3 separate regions of the Mus musculus genome follow, and regions 2 and 3 are each linked to region 1. A link is a loop called in an ENCODE intact Hi-C map of the cell type or tissue named here. Cell type or tissue: gastrocnemius. All regions are shown on one strand.

Region 1 (8,000 bases):
CTGAATCTCCAGAACCCTTAGAAACCTTGCCTGTAATTGTAGCCTCAAATGCAAGAGGCAAGTCTCCCGGATCGAGCTGCCTAGCAACACTAGGCAGACTGGTGAGCTCTGGGTTCAGTTACGAGAACCTGCCTCAGTGAATAAGGTGGAGGAGTGCCTGGGGATGACTCCTGACACCAACTTTGGAGCCCCCTATACACATGCTCACACATTGGCCCTCCCTCGTGGGCACACAACTATAGACATACACCCATACCCTGGACATATATACACGAAAAAAAAATGTGGGAGAGGGGTCACAGCATTGGAAATAAAATTGATAAATCAAGATCCCAATTCAGCAATGGGAAGCATATGGTTACCTAATGGACTGGCCTGGTCCTTCCATCTCCCTCTGAGGGACTCTAAATAGACCCAGACAGCCCGCCTGGTCCACAAGGCTTTGCGCAGTGACTCAGTCATTTAGATATGGAGTCAGCGATGACATGCACGTAAGAGGCCATTTCCCACCCTAGGGGGAGACAGGTGCTGGCCAGAGCGGACCTGTGATTTCTGCTCTCGGTCTGAAGTCAGCTGTTCCAGGTACCAGTCAGCAAAGGTTCCTCTCACCCCTTGTAGGGCCAGGACAGGATCGTGAAGGGCCTCAAGCAAGGCCCCAGGGTTCTGCCTCTCCAGAGCGTCGTCAACAACTTCCAGTGCCCCCTGGACTGAAAGACAGAACATCTCCAAGCGTGTGGCAGCTTACCCCTATGCACCCCAGCCACTCCTGGAAATGTACCTTCTTCCGACCTCCTAAAAGTCGTTTCTGTCCTTGACCTCTAACACAGAGGGCCATGTGGGCCAGCCTCTATCTTCCTCTTGCTCTTCACAGCCCTCCTGTCTAACTGTCCCAGACCCCCCGAGAACACTCTGATCCGATCAGACAAACGAGTGGAGCCTTCAGGTTGCTCCTCTGCCCGCTGCCTTCTCTACCCCATCGACCCGCATCCTTCCTTCTTTGCTTTCTTCCCTCTTTCCTGTGCTTTTGAGAAAGTCCCACAATATGGCCCTGTGAGGTCTTGAACTCTGAATCTTCCTGCTTGGCCTCCTGACTGCTGGGATCACAGGTACGTGGTATTATTATTACTGAAGGACCTGAATTCAATATCCACCCCCAGGCCCGGGAGCTGAAAGCCTTGCCCATTAGCCTCTGTCTTAATAGCTCTCCATCCCCACAGGATCTCTCTGGTAAGAACCTCTCTGCTGAGGCCAGAGAGCAGGACACAGCGTCCCTGGCCTCTGATCTTTCCCTAGGGCAGGCTCTGGCTCACATAAGGCCATGAGGCTGTGTAGAGCATCCCAGGCTCTCCCAGTCATCTGTTACCGTTGGCGAGGTTGATGTGGCCCTGGATCTCTGCCTGGGTGAGGCAGGATTCATAGATGTCCTGCTCCTGACCATCGTCCTGCAAAAGCGAGATGGAGAGAGACTTGAGATGGGGAGGTGCGGGGGTGGGGTGGGGGGGTGACAGCACAATCTCTTCCTCCCTATCCTTGTCATTTCTGCAGACTGACAGCCAGCCAGGCCAAGACCAGCCTGCTGAGGACTGAGGAGAACGTGGGGTCTACCCCCAGACACCAACAATTAAGCCAGTCGGCCTGTAGACTCTGCAGTCTGGCCTCAGGGCTCATGTTTCCTTCCAGACCCACTTCAGCTGCCTGAGGCTCATCCCTCCAGCCTGCTCCCTCACAGAGATCACCCTCCAGCTCCTCTGCTCCTTCTCAACGGTCCCCCGAGGCAGGACAAAGCACAGTCCTAGTTCCCGCTTGAGACTCCCTAGGCCTCTCAACTTCCTGGCCCCTATAACCCAAGGTTTCTCCTTACATGATTCCTGGCATTGGCCGCCTTCTCCATCTTGGCTAGGGCCAGCAGCTCTTGGTAGACAGCTGCCAGAGGTTCTCGAAGATTCCCCAGGAGAGCATTGGGATTCTGCAAGGTGACCAGAGTGTCCTCTACCACCCCTCGCTCCACGGCATCATTGATGGCCAGAATAGCTGCATGGACTTGGAGGGGTAACACAGCAAGGTCAAGAAGCCAGAAGGGACCCAGACCAGAGCACAGTTGGCCGAAGCACCAGGGAGCTTGACCCCCTTGCCTGTGGATGAGGTGCCAGATCCCTCCCAAGGGCTATGAAGCTTGCAGTGGCGCCCCCTCCCCTCCATGCTGCCCCATGCTCCCACATCCTACCCAGGGGCAGAGTCCAGCCCTACCTGCAGCCTCATCGGCTGAAAACTCATTGGCCAGGATGCCCCCGATCTTGCTGAAGGCCGGTAACTGGAGGCCATATTTGGCCAGTTCAGAGGCGATGTTGCCGAGTTCCTCAGCTGCAATGACGCCAGGGATGCTCTTCATTAGGCCTAGAACCCCCAAGCCCCTGCTTAGTCTATGGACAAAGGAAAGGAGCTGGCTTACCTGTGAATTTCACTTTCCCATACAGGTCATGGATCTGTGGAGCCAATCCCAGCCGGAAGAGGAAGAGACTGGGAAGGACAGAAGGTATTAGGACATTGGGATGTACTAACCTCCACACCTTGACCACAGGTGTGTAAAATGACGATGGAGACCCAGAGGTGGAGAGCACTTAGCAGTTGCCCTCCAGTCACTCCAGTGCATGGGAATAGCCAGCCAAGAGCCACAGAAGGAATAAAATACCATACAAGTCTCTATAGCTGTGGCAGCTCCACAGAGGGCACGCTGCAGCGGAAGTCACAGTGGAGACAAGAGGAAGATTACAGCAAACACAGCCACAGAGGCCAGAAATGGAGGCAAAGAAGGGTCCGGGAAGAGAGGGCGTGAAGAGGTGACACTGAGGACCCGGGATCTGGCCAGGCCCATTCTATGATTCGGCCAACTGTAATGCCTGCCTGTGAATAGAACCAAGTAGCCTCCCATGCTGGCACTAAGTGGCTTGCACGAGCTGCTCCTGATGGGCCCTTGTTCTGACTCATTCACGTCCAAGTCATGGCTTCATCCTGCTGTTCCTTCATTTGCAAGGCACACACACACACACACACACACACACACACACACACACGTGCTCACGAGCACGCTTATGAACGTAAATACCCAAAACTGCTCAGTCGGCTATCGCCCTCCCTCCTTTCTACAGCATTGATTGCTCTTGGCTGATCCAGGTAGAGGAGCCTGGCTGACAAGTCAGGCTGTCTCACCTGAGAGCGTGAATGCAGTAGATCACCCGAGGCATGTTCTTTTTGTCATAGATGTCTGTGGTCTCTGGGAGGAAGATCTAGAGGAGAAACCAGACAATTGCTGCACATTGGGAAGAGCGGCACCAAGGAGGGCTGTGCAATACAGCTTCCAAGCTGGCCTAGGGAGGGAGGATCATGTTGAACAATGCATCCCTCTCCAACCAGAGCTGGGAGTGCCTGCAACCCAGGCTTCTAAGTCAGTTCCTATAACCATTCCCATTTAGTCAGATGTCAAAAAGGCTTACTAAGTAAGCCAAGACGCAGCCAGTTACATAGTCACAGAGTGTTCAGGGTCAGCTGACCACTAGATGGGACCTCTGGAGCTACAGGATGCAGGCTATAGTCTCCTGTAGGGAAATCAGGTCCCAGGCACTCAGCCCGAGTGAGTCTGGTCCTTGACCGGAGATTTTCACCACATAGATAATGTACTCTGGGCCGTGCGCTTAGGCAGGGCTGAACAAGGCATGCATTGCTATGACCCACAAAGGCACCAAGCATGCCACGCTGTTTTTCAAGCCAAGGGCCTCTGATCTGCAAAAACCTCTAAGAAATGAAACCTGGGGCTGGAGAGATGGCTCAGTGGTTAAGAGCACTTGCTGCTCTTCCAAAGGAAGAGGTTCAACCAAAGGACCCAGGTTCAATTCCCAGCACCTACGTGGCAGCTCACAACTCTCTGTAACTCCAGTTCCAGGGATCTGACACCCTCACAGAGACACATATGTAGGCAGAAAACCAATATACATAAAAGTAAAAATAAATCAATCGATCATAAAACATTATTATTAAAAAGAGAGAGAGAAAGAAACGAAACATAAGCTTAGTACATCCTATGTTATAGTCAGCTTAACAAGGGACCAAAGCTAGAGAGCTGTCCCACTTACACCAACACAGCATACGCCCACCACTGCTTCTGTCTCCTAAAATGTCTCTCTTAAAAAATAAAAATAAATAAAAATAAAAAAAATGGGGCTAGAGAGATGACTTGGTTGTTAAGAACACTGGCCACTCTTCCAGAGTTCAATTCCCAGCAACCACATGGTGGCTCACAGCCATCTGTGATGCAGTCTGGTGCCCTCTTCTGGCATGTAGGTGTACATGCAGGTAGAACACTCATACATAAAATAAATAAATCTTTTTTTTTTAATTTTTTTTTAAAATATGTAAAAGTGTCTTGCTTATATGTATTCAAGTGTACCACATGCCTGCCTGGTGCCTATAAGAGTAGAAGAGGGAATAGGGGTCCCTGGAACTGGAGTTCCAGATGGTTATGAACCAAGTGGCTATTGGGGAATTGAACCCAGATCCTCTGTAGATACAGTAAGGGCACTTAACCTTCAAGCCATCTCTCCAGCTGCCCTTTCACTTTTTTTTTTTTTTTTGGTTTTTCGAGACAGGGTTTCTCTGTGTAGCCCCATCTACACTACACAGGGGCGCCACGTGACAGTACTGATGAGCCTCAGTCCAGGAGACCTTCCCTCCTTTCATTAATAGGGAGGTGACAGCAGAGACCTAACAACCTAGTTCAAAGGCCCAGAGTCCCCCGAGGAACTTTCTCTTAGATCACATGGAGTCTTACCGAAGGCAGACCGATGTGGGCTACCGCAGAGAGCCAAAAGTTGATGTTGTCCGTGTGCCGGAAATGCAAGCCAGTCGCCTGAAAGGGAGGAAAGAGGGAATGTTTTACCGGTCTCAGGACTCCCTATGGGAGGAGCCCAGATGCCAGCTTAAGTGGGGAGGAAGGATAAGAGGATCCAACGGATGCTACCCTGTGGATTCTCTGCCCCATGGAACAGAAAAATAGTGGAAACCACCAGAAATGGTGATCGGGCTGGACAGTGGGGAGGCAGGGACAGAGAGGGCAGTGCAGTAAGGCTTCCAAGCTGGCTCAGGACAAGAGGCTCGAGCTGGTTAGAGCATGAAGAAGAGACTTGGGGCTGGAGAGATGGCTCAGCGGTTAAGAGCGCTGACTGCTCTTCCGAAGGTCCTGAGTTCAAATCCCAGCAACCACATGGTGGCTCACAACCATCCATAATGAGATCTGACACCTTCTTCTGGTGTGTCTGAAGATAGCTACAGTGTACTTACATATAATAAATAAACAAGTCTAAAAATAAAAAGAGAGACAAGAAGAGACAAGCAAGACCCTTCAGGGTGGCAAAGCCCACGAGCCTCGGAGTGTGCAGTGTAATTAGAAAAACCTCCAGCCATTTGTACCTCAGGGCACCTTATGGCCCAGGCAGCAGGGCTCCATGCTGTTAGGGGAGCACCCACATGGCAGAGAGATGCTAGTGAATAGATACTAACCACATACAATTATTTATACTTCTTTTCATCCTCAAAAATGACTGTATATGGACTTTTTTGTTGTTGTTTTTTTGAGACAGGGCTTCTTAGTGTAGCCAGCCCCTGCTGTCTTGGGACATGTTTTGTAGACCAGGCTGGCCTCAGCCTCAAACTACAGAGATCCGCCTGTCTCAGCCTCCCAAGTGCTGGGATGAAAGCATGCATGTCACGGCCAGCTCATATATGGACCCTTAAATGACGTGGTCCCATACCCTTATAGCTGTGAAAAGGGGCATCTTGGTGGGGGAGAGATGGTAAGGGGATAGATCACACTGTGTCCACCTGGTAGCGTAGCTGCTCCACGTCGTAGATCTTCTTCAGGGGGACCACAGAGGGTGCAAAACAGTGGCCCAGCTTGGCCAGTAGCACTCCATTCCGGAGGCTCTCCTCCAGCTCCACAGGGGAAGGAAGCTCCTCCTTCAAGCACACCTCCATCCAACTATGAACAGGAGAGCATGTCTTACCCACTGGCAGGCCACACAGGTCCTTGCGCCTGCAGGATCTGCCCATCCCTTTTGACCTGACACTCCATCCCTTCCCTACCCTATTGGCTTGCTGATCCCCAATTTCCCCAGGCTGCCACAGAGGCCTGAATAGGCCAACCCTTTCCCTCATTCACCTTGGAAAGCCTCCCTGGGTGGCTCCCATACCTGCCTGCTGTAGCTGGTCTTTGCTACTTTACATGTTCTTCTTTTTTTCACCCTTTCTCCCCCTCCCCCTCCCAGTTTGATGGGGGGGTGGGGGAGAGAGATCTCTTAATCTAATTTCTTTTTAACTATGGCTATTAACAAACTACAACCAACCCCCATGAACAACCATCACCAATGCCTCTTAAAGCCCTCACTCTCTGAAAAGGTCCCAGAATTCCAAACAACACGCAATGGCAGAAACTATATGCAGCTGTTGAAACCACGCCTCTGCTAGAGCAGGAGGCAAATCATAGTCAGCTGTTGTGGGCAGTCAAAGCACACCCCCCCCCCCCCCCCGCGCGCGCACGCACGCACGCACACACACACACACACACCCCCCCCCCCACCTGGGATAAAATGAAAGCACAGTCTTACAATATGTCTGTATTTTTATAGAAAACAGCTGAGCATGGTGGGACATGCCTTTAATCCCAGCAGAGGCAGAGGAGGCAGAGGCAGAGGGATCCCAATGAATTCCAGGCCAGTCTGGTCTACAAAGCAAGTCCAGGACAGCCAGGGTTGATTACACCAAAAAAATCCTGTCTCAAAAAAACAAGACCAAACCAAAAAACCCAAAATTCTAAAACTGTCACTACAGCCTGACTTCATGGAGGTATAGCCAGACTCTTACCCTGATGTGTAAGGTAACCTCTCACTTTGTCTGGCTACACACCTGACTCAAACCAAATGGGCTCTGCCATTTCTCTCATTGTTTATGGTTCTGAGAACTTAGGTACAGAAAGCTCATGTCTGATGAAATGATTTCCTCAGTTCACCTCTGAGACTCCACTGCATTCTGTAGAAATGAGGCCAGCATCACCGGTCTTCAGTGGGCAGCTGCCAGGATCAGGGAGCTATCAGTCTGAGCACACTTTGAATATAAATGCATTTTACTGCTGGAGGTTATACAAGTCAGGCACAGTGACTCCCTAAACAGACTCTCCAGATATTGAGGTCTACAGATAGTATGTTTCCAAAGGGAGCCAAGCAGATCTTATTTCGAGCTGTCCTTGCTAGACATCTGATTTCCTATCTGCTTCATCCTATCTTCTTTTTGGAAAACATTAACAGAGACTATTGGCTAAGAAAAAAAAAGGGGGGGTGGCGCTGGAGAGATGGCTCAGAGGTAAAAGGTTCCAATTCTGATTCCAGCATCTGAATGGCGGCTCACGCATCTGTAACTCTAGTTCCAGTGGATCTGATAACCCCTCTGGCCTCCAAGGGCACCAGACATGCACACGGTACACAGACAAACATATAGGCAAAACAATCATATACATTAAGTTAAATTTTAAAAACAAATTTTTTTAAGGAAATAAAAAGGGAGTGGAAAATGACTCAACAGGTCAGAGTGCTAGCCACACAGGCATGGGGGCCTGAGCTCAAAGCCCTGCACCCACATAAAACCCCAGGCATAGCCACAAGTACTGGTGACCCCAGCAGCCTAGCTCCAGGTTCAGTGAGAGACCTTGTCTAAGGAAAATATGGCGTCTTCTATTGAGCCTGAAACTAATCAAGACTTTGTTTTGTTTTCTTTTTCGCTTTTTTTTTTTTTCTTCTTTCTGAGACAGAGTTTCTCTGTGTAGCCCTGGCTGTCAGGGACCTCTGTAGACCAGGCTGGCTTTGAACTCAGAGATCTGCCTGCCTCTGCCTCCCCAGTAGTGGCACTTTACTGAGCCACCTCCTTTGGGCTGACCTTGATTTTTTTTTTTTTTTAATCCT
Region 2 (8,000 bases), 93 kb before region 1:
GTGTGTGTGTGTGTGATTGGCATGTGTTAGGTCTAAGGATGATTCTGGATTGAGTTCTCTCCTTCCACTGTGTCTTAGGTTCCAGGAATGAAGCTTGGGTCATCGGGCTTGCAGAACAAATGCTTTTACCTGCTGAGCCATCTTCCTGCTCCTGTTCCTAGTCTTAAATCCTTGCCCATTACATGCACACTTCTGTGCACATTCACATCTGGAAAGAGGGATAGGCAGACACAATTTGAGCATCTAAGAAAGCAGTTAACTAGAATAAAGACTTTAGGAGAAACTGATGTCTTCAGTCCTGAAGGTCCTGTGCTCCTGTTGAATGTAACCAGTGAGTCTGTCTGAATATAACCCCACAGTGGCTGGGTACAAAGGTGTGACACTCTAGAGGGAGTGTCAGGCTCTACACAATGGACTTCGAGACACTGGAATTTAAGGTTTGCTTTAAAACCAGGAGCTGATGATACTACCCTGAAAAGGAGTAAAGAGAAGGCAGCCAAAGAACAGACGGCTGTCCAAAAGAGTTGTACTTCCTGTGGGCCAGTGTGTACCAGGTAGAGAAGACAGACACTAGCTAGACAGCAACAATCTTCTGCCCTCACCCTGTAGCAAAAAGCACTTTGGTACAACAACCTCTCCTGTGCCATCAACGCAGCACTTTCTGTCTCCTTTTTCTTTTCTTCTTTCTGTCCTTTCTGTCTTTTTTTTTTTTTTTAAGATAGGGTCTTTATGAGTAGCCCTACTGTCCTGAAACTCCCTCTGTAGACTATATTGACCTCAAATTCCAAGATCTGTCTGCCTCTGCCTCCTGAGAGCTGGGATTAAATTCTTGTGCCACCACACCTGGCTCTGCCTCCTTCTGAGGAAGGGAAGTGTGACCTCCACTGATTACTGACTTGCTCCCAGGCCCACGTACCATTCTTACCCAGCCCAGCTCCCCTGCCTAGGCATGCTACAGTGGATTGAGCCTTCCTGCCTCAATGGACAATTGAACATCTGTCCCACAGACGTGCCACAGTCCTATCTGATCTGAGTAACTCTTTAGTGAGATTCCCTCTTGTCCAGGGACTCACAGTTTTGTATCAAGTTGACTGCTGAAGCTAACCAGGACAGTTACCCATTTTAGGTCTGCCTGTTTTCCAGTGTTTTGTTTGATTGTTTGGATTTTGTGTGTGTGTGTGGCACAAATGCTGGAATTATATAGGTGTGCACCACCAGGCTCATTTTCCATTTTAAATAATATTTGTTTATATAGATTTATTTATTTTATGTATGTGAGTACACTGTCATTCTCTTCAGACACACACTAGAAGAGATCCCATTATAGATGGTTGTGAGCCACCATGTGGTTGCTGGGATTTGAACTCAGGACCTCTGGAAGAGCAGTCAGTGCTACTAACAGCAGAGTAATTTCTCCAGCCCCATTTTCTTTTTCTTCTTTTTTAAATAATCTGGAAATCCAAATTATTTGAAATATTTTATTTATTTTTAATTAAGTGTACGTGCATTTGTGTGTGGGTTTGTGTACATGAGTTAGAAGCTGCAGGTCAGAGGTGGGGTTACAGGTGTTTGTGAGCTGTTTGAAGTGGGGTGCTGGGAACAGAACTCAGGTCCTCTGAAAGAGCAGCATGCTCTCTTCACTGCCAGGCCATCTCTCAAGCCCCTGAAATATGATTTTTAAGTGTCAGATACCAATTTAGATAGAGTCCTTTTGCAGACAGGGTTTACTATGTGGTTGTGGCTGCCCTAGAACTCACTTTGTAGACCAGGCTAGCTTTAAAATCTGCCTGCCTTGGTGCTGGGTGCTGGGATTAAATGTGTGCACCTCTATGCCCCACTAAATTCTGACTGCCTTAGAACTCAGTGCCAAACACAGCACAGCTCTCAATCGGTGCCTACCGTCTCTGGCACAGAAGGCAAAGGAACAGGTACCAGGGGATGAGTGCAGAAGAACCGCTTACTGCAGGAACACCAGTACTGAGGACCAAGCTCAGCCTTCTGGGTCCTTCCAGCAATCAGGAATCCCAGCCCATGAGGAAGCACCTCACCAACTTCTCATACTTGCTCCTCTCTTAGCAGTCAGAACTCAGCAGGCAGCAGAGCATCATGGCACATGCACTTAATCCCAGCACATGGAGACAGGTGCTACTCGTAGAATCTCTCAGTTGAAGGCTAGCCTGGCCTAAATGCTAAGTTCCAGGACAGCCAGCGCTGCATAGAGAGATCTGTCTTAAAGAACAAACAAAAAAAGAACTCACTAAGCCATCCTACTTCCTAAAACCACTGCTCCATTGTTCTATATGCCCTGTAGGCATGTTCTAGAAAGCCTCTTACCTTTTCCTCCTTCTACAAAATTATGGTAATAAAGTAAATTGTATTTGCCACTTCTTTCCTTCTTTTCTCATTAATTGCCACCACTTGTCAACTCACTGCCATCCAAGGTCAGCTTCCACCTCTAAGAGGGAAATGGGTCTATTGCCAACTTCATTAATATTGTCCCAATCAATCCTTCACCTCAGAGATCAATACTGTTCCTTCTATATTTTAGTATTTCACTAAACTGGAAGAGGGGGCAGAAAGGGGGTGGGCAGCATGAGCCACTGACTCTCAAAGGCTGTTTTCAGGAGACCCTCAGTGATGCATTTCAACCTGACTCCCTGACATCTGTGAACACTAACTACCATGTCTTGTGGTGCCCTACCATGAGCAACATATCCTGAGAAGGCTGGGGCCTATGTAAGTGCCTTCCTGCACCATCTTGTGACAATCCAGACCCCCTTCTTTTGCCTTTTTAAAGATCTGTGTATGGGCTGGAGAGATGACTCAGTTTAGAGTGCTTGCTGCTCTTGGGAAGACCTGGGTTCCAACCCCAGCATCCACCCAGTGGTTCACAACTGTAGGAACAATTTTGGAGTCGCGGTTCCTTTGAAAACACAGAAATATTCTGGGAATGGGTTTTTGTTTTGATCCCAGGTGTGGGGATATGGGGTTGCTTTGGACTGACCACAGCAGGTACTATGATTTGCCTCGTGCTCTATAGGGGAGTACTTTTGCCAGCTGTAGTTTCTGCAAATTGTGTGTCATTTGGAAATCTGGGGACTTTTTAGAAGGTATATAAATGCTAGGGCCCTGATAGGTGAGTTGTTGGTTGTTAAGTAGTCATGGACAAAGAAGAAATAAGAAATTAGATATTCTGACAGCAAAGTTCAAACTTGCCCCAAGGAACTCAGTGCCCCCTTAATCAGCAGGAGGTAGTTTAAGAATGACATAGCTCCCTTTCCTTTCTGTCCCCTTTTCTCTCTATCTAGTGTGAGAGGGTTGAAAGGGTGGGAAAAAGGTGGAGAAGGGTGGAAGAAAGAAGAACCCACAAAGTAGTAAAAGACAACTCACAACCATCCCAACTCCAGTTCCAGGGGATCCAACACCCTCTTCCGACCTCCATGGGCACTGGGCACACATATGGAACACGTGTTCAGAAAAAACATCCAAACACATAAAACTAAATAAAGCTACTAAAAAAGGTTTGTGTGTGTGAGGCCCTCCTGCCACAGTGTTTGTAGAAATGCTTTATGAACCAAGTGCAGCACACGCAGGGCTCTTTTTGCCTAATAAACCTCATGCTGCTGCCACCGCCACCGCCTCCTTTCCTCCCTCTCCCTGGGCAGGATCCCCAGAACACCCGGCATGCTTGGCAAGCTCTCTGTCACTTGGCCACACCAACAGAGTTTTGGGAGCTTTCACAGACATCACACAGTGCAAGCAGGTCATGGTGGCACATAGTTTTCCAGGATGGAGAGGGCAGTGCATTGGATCAGCACCTGACTTTACACTGAACATCTTACACTATTTGTTTTATCATTTATTTATGTAAGTTTTTCTCTGGTTCTTATTTGTTCATTTTGAAACATTGGGAATTAAACACAGGCACTGACAGATGCTGGGTAAGCAGTCTACTATCCTCATTCTCTCTCTCTCTCTCTCTCTCTCTCTCTCTCTCTCTCTCTCTCTCTAATTTTATATGTATGGTTGCTTTGCATGTATGTCTATGCACCATATGCATGCAAAGTGCACTCAGAGGCCAGAAGAAGGTGTCAAAACCCCTGGGACTGGAGCTACAGATAGCTCTGGACTACCATGTGGGTGCTGAGGATTGTACCTGATACTCCAGAAGAGCAGCCGGTAGCCTTTTAACATTTAAGACATCTCTCCAGCTCTCTTCTTCCTAAAGGAAGACTTGCTATGTAGCTCGGATTGGCCTTGGACTCACTTTCTGCTGAGATGACAGGTGTGTGACACCTAACTCAGTGTGAGACTTTATTTTGAGGTAAGGTCTCAGACTGGCTGTGAGAGCTAACCTTTGTTGTCATTCACACAATGAGGGATCTTCAGCTGAAGAATTGCCACCAACAGATTGGCCTTTGGGATAGTTGGGGGCTGGGGGTGCAGCTAAACAACAGAATGCTTATCTAGCACAGCTAAGGCTGTGAGTTCTATTCCCAGCACCACAATAAACAGACACATTAACTAGGTAAGTTAAATAAAAGAAAGAAAGAAAGAGAGAGAGAGAGAGAGAGAGAAAGAAGGAAAGAAAGAATGTAACTAGGGCTGCAGAGATGACTCAGTAGTTAAAGCACTTACTGTTGTTCTAGAGGATCCCTGGGAGGGAACCCTAGCACACACATCAGGTGGGTCACAACTGCTTATAACTCCTGCTCTAGGGGGCCTCATGCAGTCTTCTGGCCTCCAGTGGGTACCTGAACATGTGTGGTATACATACACTTAATAAATCTCTTATTTTTTTTTAGATTTATCTATTTTGTGTGTTTGAATGTTCTGCCTGCATCGCATGTCTGTGCACCACTTCTGTGCCTGCTGTCCATGAAGATCAAAAAAGTGTCCGATCTTCTGGAACTGAAGTTGGAATGACTGAGTTATCATGTGGGTGCTCGGGGAACTGTGCCTGGGACTCCCAAAAGAACAAGTGCTTTTAACTGCTGAGCCATCTCTCCAGTCCCTAAATAAATCTTTAAAACGGCATAAAATACTAGCTGAAGGGATCAAGCCAGAACACAGTGTTTCTCCATTGTTTTCACTTCCGTTCCTTCATCCAGGTTCCTGCCTTTAGCTCCTGTCCTGACTTCTTCTGGCGAGGGATATTAACTTGTAAGTTAATAAACTTGTAAGTGAAATAAACCCTTTCCTTCCCAAGCTGCTTTTGGTTAGAATGCTTTATTACAATTTAGAAAGCAAACCAGTAGACTGGCCTTGGACTTGCTGTGCAGTCCAAGCCAGCTTTGAATTCACAATCCTTAGTGTCCCAAGCATTTTTGTCACTAGGCCCACCATTTAAATTATTCTTTATACATATAAAATGGATGCCAGAGTCCCAGCATTTAACCAGTAAGCAGGCTGATGCCAGCCGCACGCACCCTGCCTGTGCTCTTTTCCATCCCACCCTCCAACTCTGCTCAGGTAACTACCAACACACCCCACCTTTACCAGCCCTCGGCTCTGCCAATGCTTCTGTTATTTTGTTATATTTGAACTTCAACAACTTTAACTCTGCCTATGCTCTTCCATCCCTGGATGGCTCAGTATTTAAAAGCACTGACTGCCAGGCGTGGTGGCGCACGCCTTTAATCCCAGTACTTGGGAGGCAGAGGCAGGCGGATTTCTGAGTTCGAGGCCAGCCTCTACAAAGTGAGTTCCAGGACAGCCAGGGCTATACAGAGAAACCCTGTCTCGAAACCCCCCCCCCCCCAAAAAAAAGCACTGACTGCTCTTCCAGAGTTCCTGAGTTCAATTCCCACCAAACACATAGTGGCTCATAACCATCTGTAATGGGGTCTGATTCCTTCTTCTGGTGTGTCTGAAGACAGCTACAGTGTACTTATATAAATAAAATCTTAAAAAAAAAAAAAAAGAGTAATTATCCCAACTTGACACTAGGTCACTGCGAGCAACAGTCCCTAACAATATAGGACCCCTGGGTGGGGAGATAGGGCCTCTTGGCTGCTTCACCTGGACAGTGTTTTTTGGGACTCCAGCATCTTAAGCCTCAGCTTGGGATCTGTCTACACGATGTGGCGGCCACTGTAATCTGGGAACGGAACTCCTTCTAGGCAAGTGCTCTACCATTAAACTAAGCTATACCTCCATCCCAATAGAAGGGTTATGTGAGGACCTCTTGAGTGAAAGAGTATAAGACAAACTGTGAAACCTCTCTAAATAAATATTCTTACTACTGTAGCAAGGTGTCTGCACAGATTCAGGCCAATAGCTCTCAGGCTATTCGCACTATAATCTTACCGCCAGAAGACAGGAAAATAGAGCAAGGCGTGTCCAACCTGTGGCCCATTAAAGTGGACGGCATCTGTGACTACTTCTCCAAACAAAATCATTTGTGGCTCTTTTTTTTTTTTTTTTTTTTTTTTAGACCAGAGTCTCTTATATTTCGGGATAGCCTTGAACTTCTAATCCTATATGCACACACCAGGTCGAACTCCAGCAGAACTCCGGGCTCGGAGCTACATCCCCAGCCCCGCGATTTTTTTCTTTTTTAAATATTTATTTGTTTGTTTATTTATTTATTATATGTAACTACACCATTCATTTATTTATTTATTTATTTATTTATTTATTATATGTAACTACACTGCAGCTGTCTTCAGACACCCTGGACTGGCATCAGATCTCATTACAGATGGTTGTGAGCCACCATGTGGTTGCTGGGATTTGAACTCAGGACCTTCGGAAGAGCAATCAGTGCTCTTAACCACTGAGCCATCTCTCCAGCCCCCTTTTTTAAATAATTCAATCACGCAGTTTTTCGGCGTGGACTTTGTGGTTAACAGTTTTGACAATGACAAATCGTTGCATTCGCCTGTCGGATTCTCCTTCTGGAACGCCCAGGCAATGCCAGATCTTACGCAGTGCTGTCAATCTCAGTAAAATTGCCAAGGCTGAGGGTGCTAATTCTCAATTTGTGCAGGAAGTTGACGATGGGGGTTTTACGCATGCGCACCTCCTCAGAGCCCCAGAGAAACTGCCCAAAACTAGAGCTTCACGTAGTTTCACCCTTGCTGAACCTTCTGAGTACTACGCACGCATCTTGTGCAGGCAGCGGTTGGCCGGTGCTTCCATCACTCACCCGAAGGGCCAATGGAGTGAGCCTAGTTACCTACTTCCCCCTGAGTAGCAGGCGGCGCCGGGCGTGGCTTGAAGGCCTTTGTTCCACGCGCGGCGGAACTTTACGAGAGGCTCCGGAGCGTGCTCTGCCACCTGCTAAGCCCCGGAGACGCAGTCAAGGGTCTCAGCGACACCTTGGGGGAGTGGGGCAGAACGTACGGAAATGGATGTTAGGCGACTCTACAGCCTACCTTCTATACCCGCCCCCTTTCGCCTTAGAGTGGAGGGTTACTTTGAAACCCGGAAGCAATTCATCTCCGGAACACACCGCGGGTCACGTGGGGGCGGTGCGTAACGGGCGCGTGATCCGGCGTCCTGCGGGTCTTCCCCTCCCCAGGGGCACCCAGCATGCTTTGGGCACGTGGCAGCTCATGTCCTAAATAGGAGTAGTCCTGGGCCGCTATCCTGTGAGGGTGGAGACGCTCCCCGAGACTGGACAGACACCGAGAGGTGGAGCTGAGCCAATACGAGGCTAAGGGGTAAATCTGACTCACCCGAGAGGCCGGAACTGACCTGCTGCAAACTACCAAGGAACTTCGCTAGGCTGGGTGGCTAGAACGGGGGGGGGGGGGGGGGACCTGTAAACTATGCTAAGGCTACCTCTTCTATTTGAGACCCAAGTCTGAAACAGGACAGGAAAGTGGATTTGCTCTTCGTCCAGGTAGTGAGTGATTTCAGGCTGCAAACATTCAGGTCCAGAGCCTGAGATGAGATCGCCTGGGTCCCTTCCACATCTGCTGATCCTTGAACAAGTTCCCACACAATCACAAGGCTGGAAAAGATAGCCCATGGGACTAAAGGATGAGTCAGAC
Region 3 (8,000 bases), 160 kb before region 1:
GCGGGAGCTGTGCTCATCTCTTTCGGGGCTGTTCTGGGCAAGACTGGGCCAGCCCAGCTGCTGCTAATGGCTCTACTGGAGGCAGTGCTGTTTAGCGTCAACGAGTTTATACTACTCAGTCTCCTGGGGGTAAGTCTGGCTAGGAGTGGGTGAGACCTGGGTGTCCGTCCAGCTCTGAGATCGGAGAGGTGGATGGAGAGCAGGGGGCTGCCTCACCGCCTCTATCTTCTCTCCAGGTGAGAGATGCTGGAGGGTCCATGACAATTCACACATTTGGGGCCTACTTCGGGCTGTTCCTCTCATGGGTCCTCTACAGATCCCAGCTGGAGAAGAGCAGGCATCGCCAGAGCTCTGTCTACAACTCTGACCTCTTTGCCATGATCGGTGAGGCCTGCTGGGGAGACGTGGTGGGGGCTACAGAGCACCCTGCCTTAGCAAGGTCTTCTGGCACTGCCAGGCATGCTTTGGGTCCTTCTAACTTGTGTCCTGAGGGCCTGAGATCTGTGCTCATCTCTGCCCCTAACTTATGACCCAGTACTGGGGTACACATATGTCCATACCAGGCCCTGGGGTTTTCCCAAGTTCACCTCAGTCCTACTTGAAACTTTCTTGGGCTACGCAGCCCATGTGTTTGGAGCTATTCCTCACCCCTGCAAAGTCCTTCCTCTTCCGTGGCCCTGCCGGTGCTTGACCCTGCTTCTCCTCATAGCCCCCAAGCCCCCACATTGTCAGGCAGAAAGTCGGGGCCCTGGATCACCCCCAGGGAACAGTAGGGCCTGTTTCCCCCAGGTCCCACCTCTGCTGGCCTCTGGCCTCTCTGCTCTCCCAGCCTGCCATCCGCAGCTCATGCTTCTTTGGGGGTGTTGAATTTGGCCTTTAGTTCCTGCTCTTGCATAAGCAAGGCTGGCTCGATTTCCTTGCCCACATTAGGCTCACTGGGAAACAGCTGAACCCTCCTTGCCCTTGGCAACCCTTCACACAGGATACTTCCAGGTAAAGGGGTCGGGAAGGGGATGGAGGGCTCAGGTGGTCTGAAGCCTGAGAACTGAGCATGAGACACTGCGGTGAATGTCCTCTTCCTGAGGCAGCATAAGGACTTTGAGTCAAGGTGAAGGACACAGGTCACACACACAAGCTCCTGCCCTGCTGGCCCACCCTGCCGAGTCTCTGCTTCTTCTTCCTACTCTGAGATTAGTGCTGGAAGACTTAAAGTAGGACCTGGAGGTGGTGGCGCACACCTTTAATCCCAGCACCTGGGAGGCAGGCGGCTCTCTGAGTTCGAGGCCAGCCTGGTCTACAGAGTGAGTTCCAGGATAGCCAGGGCTACACAGAGAAATCCTGTCTTGAGAAACAAAACACAAACAAACACACACAGAGACTTGAAAGCAGGGATCTGCTTCTTGCCCCAGTGCAGAGTCTCCTGCACCCCAGCCCAGACTCCTGAGGCCTGTAGGGGCCACCTTCTCTAGAAGGTAGCTGAGTTGGTACAGCCCCCCCCCAATATATGAGTGCCCACAGCTGCTGTCTGTTAACAGCCTCTGTCTGGCTCCCCTTCTTTTTCTGGTTTAGAGAGGTGGTATGCTGGGGATGAAAGCTAGAGTGTGGTGTGTGCTAGGTATGCACTGTTCTATTGAGCTCTGCTCTAGGCTCTTCTTGAGCAGTTAGGTCTGCTGGGCCATGAAGCAGACATTTAGGGACATTAACTCTCTCAACTCTCACCATAGGAACTGGTGCGCAAACAGGCTGCTTAGTAGTGACGGACCTGTAGTGCAGCGCCCCCTGGTGGCAGGGCCACTCACTACCAGATGCTCACCGTGGCTACCCACTTGTTTAGGGACCATCTTCCTGTGGGTTTTCTGGCCCAGCTTCAACTCCGCGCCGACAGCGCTGGGGGATGGGCAGCATCGGACCGTGGTCAACACATACTATTCACTCACCGCAAGCACCCTCAGTACTTTCGCCTTGTCAGCCCTTGTCAGTGGAGATGGACGACTGGACATGGTATGGGGAAGTGGGTGAAGAGCCTGACCAAGGGAAGGGATACCCAGGGGCAAGCACTGAACCGCTATCTGCAAGCGGGGGAGTGGAATTAGATCAGGAGCAGAGAGTATATGAAAGCTGGCGAGTCGGTGGCTAGGTGATGGAAGGATCTAGAAGCACTAGGTGCCACTGTAAATGAGTATGGCTGGGATGTGTGGGTGTGATGGTCTTATAAGATACCTTGGCGGTTTTTTCCTTTAAGGTCCACGTCCAGAACGCAGCACTGGCTGGAGGTGTTGTGGTGGGGACATCAAGTGAGATGATGCTGACACCCTTTGGGGCGCTGGCAGCTGGCTTCCTGGCTGGGACTGTCTCCACACTGGGGTATAAGTTCTTTACGGTATGGTTGCTTTTCAAGACTGGGACTAAATATGGGAGGGAAGGAGCCTGGACCAGTGACTCAGGATTCCCAGACCTTCTGCTACTTCTCCACCAGGTTCTGGATACGGATAGATAGATTGATTATCCACTCTGTTTATCCAAGCCTGACTCTCCACCCTATCTTCCAGCCTATCCTTGAATCCAGATTTAAACTGCAAGACACATGTGGTGTTCACAACCTCCATGGGATGCCAGGGGTCCTGGGGGCCATCCTGGGAGTCGTAGTGGCTGCACTGGCCACCCACGAAGCTTATGGAGATGGGTGAGTCCTCCCTCATTCTCTCCAAAGTGACCTCTCTTCTTCCTCGAGAGCCAAGGGGAAAAAGAGCCTCTCCACCTGTTCCCATCCACCCATTTGGCCATTCACCTACCAGTATGGTGAGAACCGAGGGCCTGCTGTGGCCTGACCTCCTGGTCAGGGCCATGGATGGCCATAAAGTAAACAATTTCAAGAGCACTGAGCATTCCTTCAGGACCAGCAAGAGGTAATGACCTCTGGGGTCTACATCTCACACTGTGAGCCAGGAGTAGGGCAGGCAAAAGAGACCTTTGACTGGGTTCTGACAGGTATGTGGAGGTGGCTGGCTTAGGACAGGAGAGCACTTGAAGTGAACCTGACTGAGCAAAGGCCTGGGTGAGAGACGCTGGGGATCCCTGCACACCCTCTGGCTGCCCACAGGCACGAGTGACACAGGACACCCTGGCTGCCTGTTTCACATCCATCATTCCCTGTCTGGTCTCCCTTCAGCCTGCAGAGTGTGTTTCCACTCATAGCCAAGGGTCAGCGGAGTGCCACGTCTCAGGCCGTGTATCAGCTCTTCGGAATGTTTGTCACACTGGTGTTTGCCTCTGTGGGTGGCAGCCTTGGAGGTGAGTGGCTTTAGCTGGGCAAGGATGTCAGGTAAGAGCCCCAAGGAGGGGTACCCAGGAGGAAGGGCAAGGGATGCTTGCCCTTCCTGTAGGCTCACTTCCACCAAGATTCTCTCAGAACACCTGCCTGTGTCAGTGACTGGGCAGCATGGCCTCAGAGTGAGGAGGTACTGGTCTAAGGTCACACCGGCCACTGGGAAGGAAGGCTCCTCTCTGGGCTGTGTGCTGACGTTCTTGTGTTGCTCCCCTATGCCACTAGAGGGCAGTCTAACCCCAGCTGCTGGGAAGAGGCCAGGTTCTCCCCCACACCCCACCTCACCCCCAAATCTCCTCTGGGCAGCAGCAGACAGAAAGAAGGAGGCCTAGCTCACCCTGGAGTTCAAAGCCTTTCACAGAAGCTGTCTGCTCACTGGCCCTAGGTCAGGCATCCCCTCCTGATATCTGGCCTTAAGAACAAAACCTGATGCTGTAACATCCCTTCCCACTCACACCCACCCTCATCCTGAAACTCTCTATGGTCTAGTTCCCCGGGTCATGCTTCATGTGATCACTGTCCCTTAGGCCTTTCCCATGTGGAAGGCCACAAGAAAATGAGCATCTCTACTTCACAATTGAATCACGATACAGCTGCAGACATGAGCAAATTCTCTCACTTCTACCGGCTGGTGTCTTTGTGGGTAACTTGAGGGGTGGAGCCACCTTGCAGGACTTTCCCTTCTCAGAAAGGTGGACTCGCAGACCTTGGCTATCTGGAGTTCACCATAAGCTTATCAACCTGTGGCCCTAGGTGACAACCTCCCCCCCACCCCCCTGGGCAGGGACCAAGGGCCCTTACACACCCTTCCCTGTGGCTACCAGGGCTCCTGCTGCGGCTCCCCTTTCTGGACTCCCCTCCAGACTCCCAATGCTTCGAGGACCAGGTTTACTGGGAGGTGAGACACCGATACAGTTTGTCCCCCTTGACACTCCCTCTCTGCTCCCTTGCCTTGCCTTGGGCTACCACTTGCCTCTTTCCTTGTTTATGGGCTCCTTCTCAAGATCCCTGGAACTTTTCTTCATCCCTCCCTGCTTTGCAGGTACCTGGAGAGCAGGAGACTGAGACCCAGAGGCCTCTGAGGGGTGGGGAGTCAGACACCCGGGCCTAATTGCTGCCAGCGTGAGACTGTTCTCAGAGAAGACAATGGCTCCTGCCAAGAGAGCCTTCTCTGCCTTTGTTACTGTTGTGCCTGGAAGCCTGCCGCCCCTAGGCAGATCCCCATTAGCTGTGGCCAGAAAAGGCCAAAGCCAGCCTAGGTGACTGCCACCCCATTGACCAGTGTTACTCTGTTCCAGTGTCACCCAAGCCAGCTCCACTCTGGGTGGGAAGCTGGGTGATAAACAATGTATCACCAAGGACTCTGACACCTGTGTGCGCCTCTCCCTTTCACTGCTGAGGCCAAAATCTTGTGACAATCAAAGACCTTAGTGTTGACAAACCCTCTTTGGGTCCACAGAACTCCACATTCTACTGTATATGTCCCAACTAGTCCCATCCTCTCCAGGGAGAGGCATTATTGTCCAGAATGTCTGTGTCCACTTCAGCCATCTGATGCTGTCCCCAAATCCTTCCCTCAGCTGGCTTTCCAGTGCTGGGAAGAATAGGAAGAAGCCCAAAAGGAGCGTCTAAAGGGTGGTCTGCCACAAAACCTCAGCAGTTCAGCACCTGATGCCAGTTCATGGCCGGGTCCTGACGATGGCCAGGGTCATGTGGTTCTGGGACTGTGGATGAGGAAGGCAGCTGGGCGCGCGTTGAGCTGACTCATTTGAGCACAAGAGGGCGCTCTAAACCAACAGACGATGCCACCTCTATGCCTTGCCCAGGTCCTTGCCACCTAACCTTCCTAGCCGCCTCCATGTGGGTCCACAGGCATCCGTGCAAAAATCCGTTCAGGTGATGCCAGAAACTTCATATCTCATCCCACTCTTGGCGACTTCATCCCTTCGGCAGGTGGGAGCCCTTTCTGCCAAGAGCTGAGCACAACAACAGACACTTCTGCCTCCAAACTAAGGCCCCTCTGCGGGAGGAACCCAGAAAGTAAGGACACATCCTGGGCTCCACTTGCCCAGTGTGTACCTGGGCTCCCCCGTGCAGCTGGAGGTGGTGGAGAGAAAAGCTCTCTAGGGAGCTATAGTCACTTGTTCTACAGCCCTCTCCCCTCCGTACTTCCCTGCCCATTGCTGGCTGGGCTATGTAGGCTGGAGGATCCCAGGATTGAAGCACAAGGCTCCCAGTCACTGTGGAGAAGTAGTTGGGAGAGTTGGGACCCAGCTCTGGATGGGTGATGGACAGCCAGCTGGCTTGGCCTGCCCCCAGCTGTTCTGGTGAAGGAGAGCTGTGAAAATTCCTTCACTCATGGTACCGAGATGTTCAGGCTGGCCCTCCCTGCTGCTGGTTCATTTTGAACTGCAACCAAGCCTCTTCTTCAGGCAAAAAAAAAAAAAAAAAAAAAAAAAAAAAAAAAAGGCTCTTCCAACACTGGGAGAAGCCATCTCAATCCAGGGAGGCTTCCCCATTTTCCTTACATGCAGGGGCACACGATGGGTCCTGCAGAGTATGCTGTTTCATCCTTTGTGGTTTCCAGTGACGGTTTGATAATGCAGGAAAGATGGGTCCCTCTTTCAGGAGCCTCAGCCTCGTCATCACTGGTCCCCCTCATGGTGGGCTATCTATTCGGGATGGGTCAACAGGGTGACAGGGGGAAGCCAGGGACAGGGGCATGTCATCCCTCAGGACAATGAGGCCTCTGCCTCTCAGGACCAGCCCCTCTGATCAGCATGCTATCACTCTCAATGAAGAACAAGGGTATCCTTGCCTGCTCACGAACTCTGTCCAGCCCCAGTGCCTGAGCCCTGGGAACGATAATGACATAATGACGTATCCTCACCTCCTGCCTGCTTCTGGAAACTAGATTGAGGCGGTGCAGAAAGTCCCCTCAGAAGTGCCGTACTCTGGATTGGCACACTGTATATGTACTACGAAAGTTAAGTGTCCAAGAACACGGAGCAGGAGGCCGGGACCTTAGGATGTTCTAACAGCTATCCTCTTTGGTCTGGGTGGGAGACTACCTGGCCCGGAGGAACCTTCGACGGGCCGTGAGCATTGGGATTCGCGTCACGGCTCAGGCCGCTCCTTGGAGGAATTAGACACGGCGCGGCATCCGAGGTGCGGCCCAGTGGCTGCCGTCGCCCTCCCTCCCCCGGCGGCTTTGTCTGGCGAGCTGCGCCCACCGCCCGGCGCCCCCGTGCGCAGCCAACAAAGCAGGCTACTGTCCCCGGGCCATATGCAAATGCTCCAGGCGGCCAGCGTCCCGCCGCCGGCTTCCAGCCTGAAAGGGTCGGCCGGGCAGGGGGCGGCCGTGCTCCCGGGATAGAGCACCATTGTCTGTGCCGTCCGTGGCGAGAAGACCTGCACCGGCTTCGGGAGCTTCAGCTTTGGGGTCAGACCGAGTAGGCACGCACTGACCCCTGACCCCCACTCCCGACGCAGCGTATGCCTCTGAGTCATCGTGGCTGGGGTTCAAAACCAGCAGCCGTGGATTCTAGATGCTCACCCCTTAACCCATCTCTGCCCTCCTGCCTGTCCTTCCTTACATCACACTGATCTAGGGGAGTCTGGTAGATGCTTCTGGGGCCAATTCTCTTCCAGAGCACAGAGCAAAGTACTCGAGATGTCCTTAAAACAGAGCAAGTTACAAGGCAAGATGCCATGTTGGGTCGTCTGTGATAAGTGAGCTCCGGGACCACACGGGACTCCTTCTTGCCAGCCACCACGTTAGCAGGCCATTTTTACTGAAGGAACCATCAGCAAAGGCAAAACAGGTAACACCCAGTGACACTGGGGGTGAGAGAAAGAAGCCTGTGGCCCTCTAATCAGGGCAGTGGTTCGGCCAAAGAGGGATGTCCCAGAGAGCAGCCAGAGTGTCCGCTATGGGGACCCAGCCCTAACTCCAGGTCCCAGACACAGGCTTCCTGAGGCAGGCAGGGCCAGAGTTCACCTTTTTTCAAGTTCCTACCAAAGACTTACTTAGGTGAGAGGCACTCACCTAAGGGACACTCTGAAGAGTCTTAGAGTCTGCAGCACTGATACTTGTTAGTAGTTTCAGGCAAAAATTATTCTGAAAAATCTCAAAGTGACAAAAGATGCCTCTGAGCCATCGTGGCTGGGGTTCAAATCAACAGCCACCAATGCTCGCCCCCTTAGCCCATCTCTGGCCTCCTGCCTTTCCCTCCTCGAATCACATTGATCCAGGGGAGCCCGGGAGATCCTTCTGGGGTATCAAACTGTTCATCCCAGCTTTTAGGAGGTAAAGGCTGGTGGATCTCTGTGAGTTCTGGGCCAGCCTAGTCCACATAGTGAGTTCCAGGAAAGCTAGGGCTACAGAAAGAAACCCTGTCTCAAACAAACAAACAAACAAACAAACAAAATAAAACAAAAAAAAACAAAAGAAAAGAAAAAAGAGAAAAAAATGGAGAAGAAAGAAAAAGAAAGAAAGGAAGAAAGAAAAGAGAAAGTGCCAGGTGTGGTGGCATACACCTGTAATCTCAGGACCTGGCAGGTTGAGGCTAGCCCCAGTCTGGACTACAAAGGATGTTTCAGGACAACCTGAGATACAAGATTCTGTCAAATAAAAAAGAGAAGCATCTAGGATTTCCACAGCAGTGAGTGGACT

Evidence for each region. Peaks named below come from ENCODE experiments on the same cell type or tissue, not always from the same donor. Only the 100,000 strongest peaks of a DNase experiment are listed, where the experiment ranks them.
Region 2: it touches region 1 in a loop (4-fold over the local background); 26 of 42 quality-filtered maps call a loop at or near these places.
Region 3: it touches region 1 in a loop (4-fold over the local background); 22 of 42 quality-filtered maps call a loop at or near these places.

The regions. Positions count from the first base shown.
Region 1 is chr3:88,084,178-88,092,177 of GRCm38, reverse strand. Iqgap3 (IQ motif containing GTPase activating protein 3) reads right to left here. Exons shown (of 38, transcript NM_001033484.1): 3 at 5,872-6,028; 4 at 4,823-4,900; 5 at 3,208-3,284; 6 at 2,450-2,517; 7 at 2,248-2,361; 8 at 1,862-2,040; 9 at 1,364-1,442; 10 at 544-707. Among named protein-coding and RNA genes, the nearest start is that of Iqgap3, 6.1 kb to the right of the region's middle. In gastrocnemius, no CTCF peak of the experiment used is centred here; a DNase peak (open chromatin) is centred at 4,290; H3K27ac peaks cover 387 bases.
Region 2 is chr3:88,177,254-88,185,253 of GRCm38, reverse strand. It overlaps 1700113A16Rik (RIKEN cDNA 1700113A16 gene), which reads left to right and starts at 7,469. Exons shown (of 3, transcript NR_045997.1): 1 at 7,469-7,667. In gastrocnemius, a CTCF peak has its summit at 7,637; DNase peaks (open chromatin) are centred at 3,686, 7,122 and 7,477; H3K4me3 peaks cover 1,472 bases; H3K27ac peaks cover 1,747 bases.
Region 3 is chr3:88,239,816-88,247,815 of GRCm38, reverse strand. It overlaps Rhbg (Rhesus blood group-associated B glycoprotein), which reads left to right. Exons shown (of 10, transcript NM_021375.3): 3 at 1-129; 4 at 237-384; 5 at 1,835-2,001; 6 at 2,243-2,380; 7 at 2,550-2,683; 8 at 3,170-3,291; 9 at 4,150-4,223; 10 at 4,368-4,942. The coding sequence ends at 4,436. Among named protein-coding and RNA genes, the nearest start is that of Rhbg, 11 kb to the left of the region's middle. In gastrocnemius, CTCF peaks have their summits at 1,789 (motif pointing left), 3,540 (motif pointing right) and 5,091 (motif pointing right); DNase peaks (open chromatin) are centred at 3,565, 5,107, 5,561, 6,626 and 1 more place; H3K4me3 peaks cover 315 bases.